Linked DNA regions of Mus musculus: region 2 is linked to region 1. Evidence: chromatin contacts called from ENCODE Hi-C data. All regions are on one chromosome and are shown on one strand. The core of a region is the stretch at or near the end of the contact, and the rest is flanking DNA. Distances in the headings are between cores, read along the strand shown.

Region 1 (7,685 bases), core at 3,285-5,784:
TAACAGGCTCCAAGGAATTTTGTCCTAGCCCTACCTTGGAGAACAAGCCGAAGCAGCCGATGCAGCTGATGATGCAGTACACTTTGGGAAGTTGAGGACCAGGACCGGCAGGCTGGGGAGGGACAAGAATTTCCTTTAGGGCTGCACCCTCCACAAGGGTTTCTCCCACTTGAGACTAATGGGACAAAAGGTAGAGTGCTACAAATGGGATTAGTTCATGAAACGAACAGCAGAAGGATTAAAACAGCCACCAAAGTCAAAAGATGATGGTTAGTTTACAACTGCCATATTGTGCAACCAGTCCAAATGTCTTTTAACAATTGAAAAGAAAAGGATGGTGTGTAATATAAACAAAATGGAGTATTATTCAGCTAATAAGAGGAATGAAATTATGACAAATGGATACAGTTGGCAAAAGAAACTAGGCACAGAATGTATTTTCTATCTCATATGCAGGATTTGGATTTTAGAAAAGAAGACATAAACAAAAGACATGAGAGGCTGGAGATGTGCCCCAGTGGTGATGGGCACATATTGCTCTCCCATAGGATCCAAATTCAGCTCCCAGCACCCACATGGATGGCTCACTGAAGTCTTTTATTCCAGCGAAGGGGATGTCCCTCCTTTGACCTCATAAGGTATGCACACACATTTACACATATACCACACACACACACACACACACACACACACACACACACACAGACATAATTAAAAATAAAATAAGGTGGCACACGCCTTTAATTCCAGCACTCGGGAGGCAGAGGCAGGCGGATTTCTGAATTCGAGGCCAGCCTGGTCTACAAAGTGAGTTCCAGGACAGCCAGGGCTATACAGAGAAACCCTGTCTAAAAAAAAAGGGGGGGGGTACAGGAGGGTTAGAGAGATGACTCAATGGTTAAGACCATTTGCTGCATTTGCAGAAGACCCAGGCTTGGGTCTCAGCACCTACACTGCAGCTTGCCACCATTTGTAACTAACTCAGTTCCAGAGAATCTAGCTCCCTATTCTGTCCTCCATGGGCAACAGGCATGCACACAGTGCACTTGCATACATGCAGTCAAACACTCATACACTTTTAAAATAATAAAGGAAAAGGATTAAAAACATGAAATTAGAGAGATGAATGTTTGGGAAGAGAAAAGGAACTGGTGTGGTGGGCATGGTCACACATAAAATACATGATCACACATAAAAAAACCCAACTATGAAGCCTATTTGTTTATACAATGGGTATGTGCTGAGATGAGGAGGAAGAGAGAGAAGAGGGGGGAGGAGAAGCAGGAAAAAGGTGATAGTGGCAGCCTTCTGGGGCTAGTAACCCAACGGTAAACACTGACTCATGGCCAACATGAGCTTAAGTTCAGTGAGAACAAAACCAAGTTTGTCTTAGCCATGAGGAAATGTCTAAAGAGGAAAGGGCTATAAAGGTGTCTAGAGAGTCCTTGTCCTGAAAGCCAAGAATTAAACCTTATCATTCAAATCTCAGAGTGTCTGGGAGGCTCCATGGAACAAGACAAGCAGGCCTGGGTGCAGAAGACTACAGTAAGAGGGTCCAACTGGAACCTCTTCCTGTGTGTAGAATTGTTAAGCTGGGAGGACACAGGCCAGAGCCTTGTGGTAGCAGAGGAGAGGGGCAGCACGTCCTTGTTCTTGTGGGATTCCTGAAGGGACACTAACATGGCGGCACATGCTGATGTGTATTCTCCCTACATGCACCATTCCCACCAAGCCTAAGCTTTTGTAGCCGTGTCTTTGGCAAGCCCAGCCTTGGAGAGGAAGGGGCGGTTCTGAATTGCACCAACCAGGAGGCGCCTGCAGTATCCGATCTTCCTGCTCCCATCCACATTGGTCAGGACAAATGAGAAGGTCTCCCTAAGAGAGAGCAGACCAATGGTGTTCATTTGCTCACTGGATCCTAAAACAAGAGTGAAGTCAGCTTCAGAGGAGGGGAGAGGAAGACAAAGGGGAGCTGCTGATTAATCATGGGGATAATCACAGCAGTCACTTACTAAGCACTTGATGGTGTCAAGCTCTAATGCATCGCCTCATTCGAGACTCAACTAAACATTTCTGAAGAAGGTTCAATTATTATCACCACTTTAAGGACCAGGTAAGTAAGGCTCTGAGGTTACTTCTTATCTAAAAATTGAAGTCCTGGTCTGCTTCCAGTGTTCATGATGCAAGCAAGAACCATTTCCTTATTGTAGAGGCCAAAGTCTTTCTCTCCAGTCCAGAGTAGAAAAAGATAAATAAATAAAAACATTTTTAAAAGGCAATTTCTTCTTCTAGGAAGAGGTAAGAGACTCTTTAAAGTCTTCAGAGAGAAAGTCAAGTCACAGCTTCAATCATTTGTCTAAAGGATCCCAAGCAAAATATTTCCCTGGCAAAAACTCAGCATTCATACCAGGTGAGGGGACAAGAGCCACGCATTTGCCCTTCTATCCAAATCTGATACCCTTTCCTGCAGGCTGAGTGGTTACCTGGGATACTCTGTGAGTGGTGCCCACTCATTTCCATCAGGGAAGCAGAACAAAGGGATGGCACTGAGCAACCGGTCCTCCTCCTCCTGCTGACCTCGGAGCAGGTTCTCCCTCTGTCAGGAAAAGACAGTGGAATTTAGGCAAAGAAGCAGAGGTCAGAAGCCTGTCAGCCTTCTTTCTGACCAACATGGGGTACAAAGGTGCCTTTGGTTGGTACCATACAGTCTGAACTCTAAGTCTAGCTGGAAGAACCTCAAAGAGAAAGCAATTTGTTCTGGGCCACATCAATGTAACCTTGGGTTGGAATTCAGTATCCTGAGGATTTACATATTCAAAAAGAAGATTAGAAAGGTCAGCTGGACCAACCTCCTGAGAGGGTGGCATCAGAGAGAAACCACATCATAGAAAAGAAGCAACCCTTCCAGTTGCTAAACCTTCTAACAAGAGAGGCTGGTAAGAAGGGGACATTACGCCTCACCCAGTGCATGATCAGGCAAGAAGAGATCTAATACTTTGGGAGACTGATCTTAGGCTGTGCTTGAGTCGGGGGCCTGCTTGATTCTCTACCACACAACCAGGAAGGCCATCCCTTCTTAGTAGTTCCAGCAGAAGCTGAGTTTTCCTGTAGGAAAAGGTGACTGAGGTGGAATTTGGAAGAACTGAAGGTTTCCCACAGGGGCAAGAGCATTGTTTCCCTGCTCCAGAGTTTCAGTCAGTCCTTCACAAAGCAGTCAGACCTAGATTCTCTGGGTGATTACAGAAAACTAGGGCTGGGCTACAAAGGAAACTAGAGCAGTGAGCTCAGGGCTAGAGCCCAGGCAGCGTGGTAAGACATAGAACTCCTCTATTACCTTTTAAACACACCTTCGTCCTCCCACCTCCATCCTCAGGCCCCACTTCTCCCTCCATCCTTACCTTGGGAAACTGGTAAGTGATCGTGGGCTCATAGTCATCCCCTAAACGCTTTTTCTTTAAAGAAACAACAAGAAGGTATTCAAAGAAGTGCTGGCCTCCAGCAAAGCTAGATGGAGAATGCTCCTGGATCCTTTCTGGCTCTGTGACAGCTTCCCCAGGATTGTTCTGGGATTGTCCTAAAATGGAGATGCAAGGGTCTCTTGAGTATTCTTTCCACTCCTCCATTCTGTAGTGCGAGCGAGAATCTGGGCAACAACCATGCCTCAAGGCTACAGTGCCAAGCCTGACCAGGCACCACCAGGCAGGATCAGAGCCAAGGGGGCAATTTCCATACCTGCCCTGGGAAACTTGAAACTGTGGAGTGACACAGGAAGAAAAGAAAACACTGATGTAGAACCGAGGAGCCATGCCATGCTGTGGAGGTTCTTGGAGGCCTGATGCCTGACACTGTATAGTCTGCCTGATGCAACAGTTCTGGGTATTTTGTGAGCCCTGAGTAAATTTGCACTAAATAATCAGAGTAGACCCATAGGGCATTTTTTGGTAATTATAGCAAGACCTCTGCAACAGACGGGACTAGCTCTGCAAACTGATAAGGCAATCCTCCTGGCTTGACCACATGGGGGCCATGTGGGTTTGAGCATATAAAGGAAAAAGAGGATCACTACAGCAGGAATCAGCCCATAAAAAGATCATCCGAAAAAGGAAGTAGGCAATCCAGTTCTGACCTGCTCGAAGTCGTGGCAAGCGATTTCGGAGCAGCCTGAGGGTTCGGCCTACCCCTTGTCCTTCCATCATTCTGAGCTTTGGGGGCATGGATGTTCTTTCTCCTTCAGGCTGGCCACAGAAAGCCTGAGAAAGTGCCTTCTGCCTTGGTCTCCAATCACAACTTTATTGAGCTGAGCCACACGCTGTCTCCCAAAGGCAGAGAGCAGTTTCCATCCTGTGTACTCCGTAATTGAGCAAGAAGGATGTGAAAGGACCCACGAGGCAGCTTAGTGTGGGCACTGACAGAAGCAGCATCCTGGCACTACAACTCAGCTCTTGGCTCCTCCCAAGAGCCCCAGGGTGTGGTAACAGAAAAGGTCATGAGCAAACATCTCAAGGCACAGCTGCTTCTGGGCCAAGGGCTTTCAATTCCAGTGCTTGCAGACCATGTGGTGAGTTTATTTACAAACCCAGGCAGCGAGGGATGCCTGTGAAGATCAGACTATGGACTCCAGTGCCTCGTGGGGCACAGCACAGGTATTTTACATCCCTCATCCTCCACTGCTCACGATCACCTTTTCAAGCAATCGTCGGGAGCTGCAAAGTCCCACCAGGCCAACTGGCGAATCTAAAACATCAAGGATCTTCAGGAACCCAGGACTGAACACTTCTTGCAGCCAAGATGCCAGATTGCCCTGATTCAGATAAGTAGACTTGCCCACTCATTCTCTAAATGTACTAATAACTTGTAACAGGAGAGGCCCACCTCTGAGAGGCCCAGATATACAGAATAGCTGTGAAGGTGATTACTTCACCCACTCCTCCCTGGCAATCTTTCCTGATCTAAGGCATAAATCTCTCTCACTATTCCAGGGTTCCGGAAGAATCCTTTCTCTCACCATCTTTACTAAAAGGAAGCAATGACTCGGGAAATCGTCCCCAGCTTAGAGTAGGAGCCTAGTTGCATCAGCAGCTGTAGGGGTACAGAGCATCTTCACCCCTCCCCTACCCCTGCTCAGCCTTTCCTCTGGTTGGGCCAGGACAAGCTAAACAGCAGGCCCAGTACTATGTCTAGAGATTGAGGAAGAGGAGAAAAGTAGTCGCTGATACCCTGGGTTATTAAACAGAAAGTCCTGAATAAGGAAATGTACAGGATAAGAGGAAGGAGACTTTGCCCAGAAGTAACTTAATGGGGAGGGAAGAAGTAAAAGGATCTGGTGCCTGTGTCTGCCACTCCTGCAAAGAATTAGCAGCCCTCTGGGAGGGAGTGTGTTGCTATGGTAAGAAGGAAGGCTGTCACCCTACTCCTAAGAGCACTGAAACTGTGGCACTGGTAAAATGCAGGACTCAGAAACCCAACATTGACTTGTGGCGGAAGCAGCAATCATAGTACAGATGATGAGAGTTGGGATCTTGAGAACGGGGAAGCAAGACACCACAGAAAGTACTTGTGTCTTACTTGTAGCCTGTATAGACATGTTGCATAATCTTTACTGGTTGCCTTACGGAGCAAGAGCATGCCTAGTACAGAAAGGAAAACCGAGGCATTAAGTCACTCGGAGGCAATTGAAAATGAACAGGATCTGTACAAAGTGAACGTCATAAAAAGTTCCAAATCCAGGCTCAGGCCTTCTGGTGTATTACACAGTAAACATCTCCCGGTAGGAAGAGGTAGTGGGTGGAGTGGGATGGGTGGCGAGCAAATGGCTTGGGGGGCCAGAGTCATCTTCCTGGTCATCCCAGAAGCTCAGGAAATGTCTTTTCCTCAGTCCTTGGGGCTGGCTTTTCACTCCATTTCCTCCTGCTTTATCAGGAGAAACAAGGGACCAGCAATGTCAGAAATCCCAGACCAATGAAAAGTAACTAAGACCTTTGGGCTGAGGCTCAAGATCCAACAGAGTGTTTTCTCCTTCTCCCCCTTTCAAAAGGGGTTCTCACAGAAAAGCACGAGAAGGATCAATATGCATCAAACTCCTCTATAGTAGAAGGCACCTCACTTGACCCGGATGCCCTGGAATGGATTATTATCCTCAATTTTAATTGAGGGAGGAGCCACTCCTCTAGGGAAGTCAGGCGTCTGGTTATACTTGTTCCTCCAACAGGAAGCCCCTCCCACAACCACCTGAAGGAAGAGAGGGGACTTTAGGGAACCTTGATCTGAAAAGCTGTTGTGTGTTCTTTGCTGAACTGCTAGCAACCCAGAATCACCGTAACAGTCTTCCCTACCAGTGTTTTACACACACACACACACACACACACACACACACACACACACATCTCTAAGACAAAACAGCCTGAGCCAGTGAACCAGAAGGGGAAATCCCCCAGGAAGCAAGAGGACAGTAAGAAAGATGAAAGAGTCACACCCATATGACCTGACAGGTGCTAAAGTTGTGACCAGGTACATATAGAATGCCTGCCTTCCTGTTCCTCCACCACAAGGAAGATCCTCCAGGTACCATTGCTAGCCATATGCTGCTGTGAGGGTAAGGTGGAGAACAACTGAAATGTGTCCTCTGAGCCCTAGGAAGCAGACCCTAGCCATTCAGTAGCAGATTACTCAGGTCCAGGAAGCCCAAGAAAACCAAGCCAGAACTCTGTAGCAAAAAGAGGACTTATCTCCTCCCAACATACTGCTCCAGCCATTGCTGCCCTCTCCCTGGCACGCAGGTAGAAGAGGCATATGCCATAACGACCAGGCTGGAAGAGTGTGGTAGAAGCGAGAAGGTACAAAGAGCAGAGCAGTCACAAGTCCCTACAGTTACGAGAAGGAAGTACCGACCTCAGCTCTGAGGCCTCTTATGAGAGGGGGCCACTGATATCTTCACTTGCAAATTCAGGAAGAGGCGAGCTCTCTGGGAATGACTCTTACAAACTGGTTTTTTTTTTTTTTTTTTTTTTTTCCAGAAGCATGGGCTCTGTCTGAACAAACCCGAGGGTGACAGCTCAGCCATAGCACTGGCCAGACATAAACAGCAACAGATGTTTGTTGAATGAATGGATACATTAATGAATCCTAATTGCCCTTCTTCCAAGTCCCAGTGCTCCAGATAAGGAGAAAGGAAACGGATGGCACATCTAATTTCATCCCTATAATCCACCCTGGACAGGGAAAAGATTCCAATTTTACAGGTCAGAACTCAAGGTCCGGATTGAGGAAACAGCTGAGCTGATCTACCTGGCTGCTCTACTGAGGTCAGTGCTAAGGGCTTGGGGAGACCAGTTTTTGTGGCACGGTTATCTGCAAGGCAGGGACAAGCTGGATCTCCTCGGGAACTGAAAAAAAAAATCCAGTTAAGTAGGGAAGGGAAGCGCCTCCCGGAGGGCTTGACGGCCTAAGCTCTTTAGCCACAAAGTGGCTGCACCACAAGCTTCCTGGATAGAAGGACACGTGGCCCTTGGGGCCCCACAACCTTTGTAGGTTTCTGGCCACCAGGTTCCCCCTTGACCCAGCAGATCTGTCCCCTTGTTGACCTCTACCTGTTCCCTTGAGCTCACCTGCCTCCTGCCCAGCCCTCACAGATCCCGCCCAAACTGATCCACGTTCCTGACCCCAGTGCCGCACCGAGCCTATAGTTC
Region 2 (7,685 bases), core at 1,593-4,092, 850 kb before region 1:
ATCAATTTAGGCTGAAAACAGTCACTCCAAGTTTTTCTGGATTGACTATTCCACTGAGTAATCAGGTTAAGGTTTAACTTCAATTCCTGTTTTTTTAGTATTCATATAATCTTAAAATAGATGAACACACCTCTGAAAAGTTCTTTATGCTTTTTTAGAGATTGTGTGTACAACTACTTTATCTCCCAATATCCAAGTTTTTATTTTTCAGTATCATTTTCCACTAAAGAGAACAGGAATGTTCTTGTAGGAATGATAGATTCCACATCTGAGGCAAAAATGTATCAGGCATGCCTGGAACAGAATAATGGAGCAGGGGAGAATGTGAATAGGATTATAGACTTAAAGAAAAATAAGACGGACATGATCTTATAATTGCTGAGACTCTGTGTTCAGGACATGAGGTGGTCTTCAGGAAATACCCTACTATTGTACATTTTTAAACTAAAATCCTACAAGGAAAATTTCTCTTGCTAATCCCTGCCCCTAAGAGCAATCTCTGTAACAATTTCAATAAAAGTGTAAGCATATATATGTAATCCACGATTTTTAAAACCACAACTGGTAGTTTATTATACACATTTTTTCTCTGACTGATGGCATTTTATGTTAACATTATTTAAACATCTTTTAAACATTATTTTTGCAGGCCTGGAGAGATGGCTCAGGCGTTGAAGAGTACTTGCTGCTCTTACAGAGGACTACAGTTTGTTTCCCAGGGGCCCAGATTGGTGACTCACAACCCTGTAACTCCAGCTTCAGGGGCTCTATCACCCTCTCTGGCTTCTCTGGATATTAGAACACTACCATACATACAGACATTCACATAAATATTTTTATGACAAAGTCTCGTTATACAGTCTTGGCTGGCCTAGTATTCACTATATAGACAACTCTGGTCTTGAATTTACAGAGATCTGCCTGCTTCTGACTTTCAAGTGGTAGGATTAAAGGGGTACACCATCATGCACTGCTAAATAAATCTTTAAAAGAATTTTTTTTCCCAGTACTAGGAATTGAACCTAGAGCTTCACATAGGTGTCCAAGGGTCCTGAGCTATGTCTCCAGACTTTTGTGTAGGGGTGGTTTTAAGACAGAATCTCACCAAGTTACCAAGTTACTCTAGCTAATGAAGAAAGCAATTGTGATCCTATCCGCAAGAGCAGCTGGGATACAGGTGTTCCAAAAGCCACATAACAGCTACTTTTAATATACAAATATGTCTATGCTTTATAGTATTTTGCGGTTTATAACTTACATATTGAGCTTCTTTCAAATCTTTTTGCTGTGACCAAGAGAGTTTGGCCCAACTGTTCACCAATTTCAGGGTTATATACCAACAAAACAAAACGGTTGAAATAGGGCTAATCAGGTTGCTGTATCTAATCTTCAAGTAGCTTATAAATTTAGAATTCAAGTTTTGGGGAAGGGCATTCTTATCACCTTGTAAAATGTCCTGTTTTAAAACACATTCTCTACTCAGTCTTAGAAGATGTAAATACCAAAATCTTTCTCATCTCTCCTAGGTACATTTTTGGGAAGACTGCAAAAAGCCTATTTCCTCTCACCAGGAGGTAAACGCTAGTGGGATAGACTACGCATCTAATCTCATGATCACCAGTATTACATAAGCTTAAGAGATTCAGGTGCATGGGGTCGCAGAGGTGGGAGACGGGAGGCGTTTAGACGGGAATCACGGTTAAAGGAGTCAAAGGAAGTGGATATAGGAGGGAGCAAGGTGGCCATGTTACTGGGTCCTACTATGGATTAATCGGAGTGCTGGAGTCCTAGAAACGAGATAAATGTAGTGTCCGCACAGTGAGAAGTGTGACACATTAAAGCAAAGCACAGCTATATTATGTCTCACACATCTTTTATAAATGCAAACCTTACAGGGATTCACAACATAAAGCAGGAAGCAAAAATCTGCAAGTGGTCCTGCAGGTCGGACCAGTAAGTGGGCTTGCAGGACACTGCGGGCCCTAAGGCGGCCACTGAGACTGGCCAGGGCTCCGCGGCGCTGTTCCCTGTGTCCGCGGGCGGGCAGTGACTCGGTACCGCCCAGGGCGTCAGCGTGACCCGAGGCTCTGTGAACCCTGAACTCACCGCCCCAGCGGGCCGCACAGACCGGGGCAGGCGTTTTCTCGCGCACGGGGGTGGGGCTTTTTCAGGCAGCTAACTAAGATGGTGTCGGCTGGACTGTCCGGGACAGCTGCCTAGGCGGATCGAGTGAGGGCCAGCAGCCGGAAGGACCACCGAGCCCATTGTCCCGCCCAGACAGGACAGTGAGGAGCCCGCAAGTTCCAGACTCGAAGGACCGAAGCACAGGCAAGTACGCCGTAAGGACCTAACAAATGTTTAAGAGAACGCCGAAAGCGCGGGGAGGCGGGCCTGACTCACTGTCACCATCTCGCGACAGCAAAGTGACGTCGCACAGCAAGCGCGTGGTCTTAGTCTTTCACCTTCAGACGCCTCAGTTTATGGGCCTACTCCTTTAAGTGAGTGATGGACAGCGCTTTTATCCAATCATGTTCCTCGTCAACATCCAATCAGATTTAAACTTTCTTCAGCCGCCGGAGAAGTTGGAAGACTGGGGTCGAAAGAGAGCGAGCGAGTGAGCGAGTGAGCGAGCGAGCTCTTTGTCTCTCGCGAGATCGGAGAGAGCCAAATTCTCAGGAAAAAACGCCTGAACTGATGTCCAGACTTCCCGATAGTGATTTAAAAGACGTGGCCACAAACCAATGAAAGGGAAGAGAAGGTGGGATCGCTGCGTTCGCCGTGCTAGAAGTACCGTTACAGGGCAGAGTTTTTGTCCAATCAACGCTTCTAGGCTTTGGGTCAGGTGACCATGAAGTGCGAGGGGCGGAGCTACAGCCTGGCGCGAGGAACCGTTAAGATAGACAACGAATATAACCAATGAGGTACTGGGATTAGGGCGTTGGGAACCCAATAACAGCGTCGGGGCGGGCGCCTTCCCGGAGCGCGGGGAGATGTAAAGACGGACAAATAGTTTTTCCAATGAGAAGGCTGAAGAGTGAATTAATTGACCAATGAGGTCTGCGGGGCGGGAGCCTTTGCCGCGGCGGAGTCCAAGATGGCGGCGTGCGAGTCCGCTGTGTGAAACGAGCGCGGGGTGGCGGGTTAGTCAGCTCCGCAGAGACGACCTCCGGCGACCCTCAACAATGAAAGGAAAGGAGCGCTCGCCGGTCAAGCCCAAGCGCTCCCGTGGCGGTGAGGACTCCAGTTCTCGTGGGGAGCGGAGCAAGAAGTTAGGGGGCTCCGGCGGCAGCAATGGGAGCAGCAGCGGGAAGACGGACAGCGGCGGGTCGCGGCGGAGCCTTCATCTGGACAAGTCCAGCAGCCGGGGCGGCAGCCGCGAGTACGAGACCGGCGGGGGCAGCTCCAGTAGCCGCTTGCACAGTTACAGCTCCCCGAGCACCAAAAATTCCTCAGGCGGGGGCGAGTCGCGCAGCAGCTCCCGGGGTGGAGGCGGGGAGTCACGTTCCTCCGGGGCCGCCTCCTCCGCGCCCGGCGGCGGGGACGGCGTGGAGTACAAGACCCTGAAGATCAGCGAGCTGGGGTCCCAGCTGAGCGACGAGGCGGTGGAGGACGGGCTGTTTCACGAGTTCAAACGCTTCGGTGATGTAAGTGTCAAAATCAGTCACCTCTCAGGTTCTGGCAGCGGGGATGAGCGGGTAGCCTTTGTGAACTTCCGGAGGCCAGAGGACGCGAGGGCGGCCAAGCATGCCAGAGGCCGCCTGGTGCTCTATGACCGGCCTCTGAAGATAGAAGCCGTGTACGTGAGCCGGCGCCGCAGCCGCTCCCCGTTAGACAAAGATGCTTACGCCCCGTCATCCAGCGTGGTCGGGACCTCAGTCGGTAGCCACCGGCACGCCCCTGGAGGAGGGGGAGGTCAGAGGTCGCTTTCCCCTGGAGGTGCTGCTCTGGGATACAGAGACTACCGGTTGCAGCAGTTGGCCCTGGGCCGCCTGCCTCCTCCACCCCCGCCACCATTGCCCCGAGAGCTGGAAAGAGAACGAGACTATCCGTTCTATGACCGGGTGCGCCCGGCCTACAGCCTGGAGCCGAGGGTGGGAGCTGGAGCAGGTGCGGCTCCTTTCCGAGAAGTGGATGAGATATCACCTGAGGACGATCAGCGTGCCAACCGGACACTTTTCTTGGGCAACTTAGATATCACTGTGACGGAAAATGATCTCAGAAGGGCTTTTGATCGTTTTGGAGTCATCACAGAAGTGGACATTAAGAGGCCTTCTCGAGGCCAGACCAGTACCTATGGCTTTCTCAAATTTGAGAATCTAGACATGTCTCACAGGGCCAAACTTGCAATGTCTGGCAAAATTATAATTCGGAATCCAATCAAGATTGGTTATGGTAAAGCCACACCCACTACCCGACTTTGGGTGGGTGGTCTGGGACCCTGGGTGCCTCTTGCTGCCCTGGCACGAGAATTTGACCGATTTGGCACCATTCGAACCATAGACTACCGTAAAGGTGACAGTTGGGCATATATACAGTATGAAAGTTTGGATGCAGCTCATGCTGCCTGGACCCATATGCGTGGATTCCCACTTGGTGGCCCAGATCGTCGCCTCAGGGTAGACTTTGCAGACACAGAACATCGTTACCAGCAGCAATATCTTCAGCCTCTGCCCTTGACCCACTATGAACTAGTGACGGATACTTTTGGACATAGAGCACCTGACCCTTTGAGGAGTGCTCGGGACAGGACACCACCCTTACTATACAGAGATCGTGATAGGGACCTTTATACTGATTCTGACTGGGTGCCACCCCCACCACCGGTTCGAGAACGCAGTGCTCGGGCTGCAACTAGTGCTGTCACTGCTTATGAGCCACTAGATAGCTTGGATCGAAGGAGGGATGGCTGGTCACTGGACAGGGACAGAGGTGATCGGGACTTGCCCAGCAGCAGGGACCAGCCAAGGAAGCGAAGGCTGCCTGAGGAAAGTGGAGGACGGCATCTTGATAGATCACCTGAGAGTGAACGGCCTCGAAAACAGCGTCACTGCACTCCTTCTCCTGACCGAAGTCCAGAACTGAGCAGTAACAGAGATCGCTACAACAGTGACAATGATCGATCATCTCGTCTTCTCCTCTTGGAAAGGTCTTCCCCAGTCAGAGATAGACGGGGCAGTTTGGAGAAGAGCCAGAGCGACAAGCGAGACCGTAAAAACTCTGCATCAGCTGAACGGGATAGGAAGCATCGGACAGCTGCTCCCACAGAGGGAAAAAACCCTCTGAAAAAGGAAGACCGATCTGATGGCAATGCACCCAGTGCCAGCACTTCTTCATCAAAGCAGAAGCCACCTTCCCAGAAACAGGATGGAGGGACAGCTCCTGTGGCAGCATCCTCTCCCAAACTCTGTTTGGCTTGGCAGGGCATGCTTCTACTGAAGAACAGCAACTTCCCTTCCAACATGCATCTGTTGCAGGGTGACCTCCAAGTTGCTAGCAGTCTACTTGTGGAGGGCTCAACTGGAGGCAAAGTGGCCCAACTCAAGATCACTCAGCGGCTCCGTTTGGACCAACCCAAGTTGGATGAAGTAACTCGACGCATCAAAGTGGCAGGGCCTAATGGTTATGCCATTCTCCTGGCTGTACCTGGAAGTTCTGACAGCCGATCTTCCTCTTCCTCAGCCACATCAGACACTGCCGCCTCTACTCAGAGGCCACTTAGGAACCTTGTGTCCTATTTAAAGCAAAAGCAGGCAGCTGGGGTGATCAGCCTCCCTGTGGGAGGCAATAAAGACAAGGAAAACACCGGGGTTCTTCATGCCTTCCCACCTTGTGAGTTCTCTCAGCAGTTCCTGGATTCCCCTGCCAAGGCACTGGCCAAATCTGAAGAAGATTACCTGGTCATGATCATTGTCCGTGGTGCGTCCTAAAGTCCATGTGTAACTTGTATTTACTACTTGACATGGTTCCTTGTTTTGTGATGTGTAATGGGATATAGCATCAGATGAAAATTTCTTTCAATTAGTTTAGTTGATTTTTTTTTTATATATATATATTTTTGTAAACCTTAAAATAGATATTAGGGCAGTTAGTTACTAAGTGAAAGGGATGCCCTGAGGTAGCGGGAAGATAGGTTGCTTTAATTAGGAGTTCTTACCCTCATAATTTTTCTTTAGGTTTTTTTTTTCCTTTTTCAATTTTGAGGGTTTCTTTTTTTTTAAATCCTCAAAATGATAAAACCCCCAATTTTTAAAATTATAATTTGGAGAAAAGTACCTTCTGATAATATTTACTCTGTACTGAAAATGATTTGATTGGTGCATAGAAAATTTAAACTAGAAGCATTGTGTGACAAAAATTTGATCAGGTGTTGCAAAGTCCAATTACTTTAATCAGGTGTTTGAGTATTTCTTTAAATATACAGTTTATTCCCAGAAAGTTTGCTTTAACATATTAGTTTTTGAGTTTTGTATCCCATGTTTGTAGCAGTAACGGGTAAAAGTTGAGGCTTGTGTTATAAACCATTTACATCTTAAACTGGTATGCAAGAAATGAGTAAATGCTTTTAAAATGAGAATTTGTTGGTAAGTTAGGTGCACGATAGTGTTCTTACTGACTTGAGAGGTGTAGCTAATACAGTTTTATTGTGCATACTTCAAAACCAAAAATGAAGGTTTCTGTATCCACTTAAGAAATTTCTGGTTTCAGTAAGAGTTGCCTGCAGGCTTATAAGTAACCCTTTTATTTCCCCTAGTAGACATTAATCAGACATCTGAATTACAGAAGTTTTTAAACGGTGATTGTAAAATGCTCTCAGTATATTTGAAGAAAATGCCTTCAGGTTTTTTTTTTGTTTTTGTTTATGTTTAAACAAGAATAGTGGCATTACATTGGTGACAGTGTTTTGAATATCTTTGAAATTTAATGTTTGATATTTTTGACTGTTGCCTGGATGTAGAGGTTTGAGATTTCAGTGTTAGAAAACTTTTTTTTTTTTAATTTTGATTTTTTCATGTATTTGTAATTTACCTGCACAGGTTCCCTCCCCGTCCCCCAAGTCCTCTCTCCACAAAAATAAAGAGCTGAGGATTTGACATCTGGTTTTTAATAAGGGCTTTTGTTATTTTATAATAATGGGTTTTTTGTTTTGTTTTATGTGCTCTTCTGCTACCACTTGTGATTTCTAAGGCCATTATTAAATATGATTTTCTTCCTCAATTTAAGTACTGAGGACTTCAACAGGGCCCAATATTTAGTTACGATTAGGAACTTGAGTTTTTGGATCATGGTCATTTTTCTATTCTGTGAATGTGACTTACTCAAAGCCTTGCAGAGCCCAACTGTTTTCTTTCTGTTATCAAAGCTCGTTTGAAATAGCATCAGTAATAACCCAGAAAAAGTCACATAATTTTAGTTTTTCATTAGGACTGTATATAAAGCATGTCAGTATGAAAACCTTATCACTACATCATACTTTTTGTTTTTCACTATGTATTTATGATTTTTATTTTAATTTGGAATTTTTTGAGAAAAAGAATGTATAGGTTTCTGAGCACAAAGGTGTAAAATACTGAAATCCTCCAACTATGACTGGGTGTCTTTTGCCTCCAAAAATGCAACATTTGGCTTGAAATAAGACATCTATTTAGAAACTGATGCAAGTGTAGTCTGTGTACATGGAGTTTAAG

Evidence for each region. A loop is a pair of places that touch in the nucleus more often than their neighbours do.
Region 2: a map of T-helper 2 cell shows a loop between it and region 1 (3-fold over the local background). The contact joins the promoter of Rbm15 here to the promoter of 2010016I18Rik in region 1. A Hi-C loop is called at or near these places in 2 of 37 maps with a recorded cell type or tissue (T-helper 17 cell and T-helper 2 cell).

What each region holds. Positions count from the first base shown.
Region 1 is chr3:106,482,762-106,490,446 of GRCm38, reverse strand. 2010016I18Rik (RIKEN cDNA 2010016I18 gene) reads left to right here and starts at 4,534. Exons shown (of 2, transcript NR_033207.1): 1 at 4,534-4,643; 2 at 7,014-7,685. It overlaps Dennd2d (DENN/MADD domain containing 2D), which reads right to left and starts at 4,407. Exons shown (of 12, transcript NM_028110.2): 1 at 4,127-4,407; 2 at 3,399-3,574; 3 at 2,484-2,596; 4 at 1,806-1,875; 5 at 35-112. The coding sequence starts at 4,214.
Region 2 is chr3:107,328,446-107,336,130 of GRCm38, reverse strand. It overlaps Rbm15 (RNA binding motif protein 15), which reads left to right and starts at 2,842. Exons shown (of 2, transcript NM_001045807.1): 1 at 2,842-5,916. The coding sequence starts at 3,051.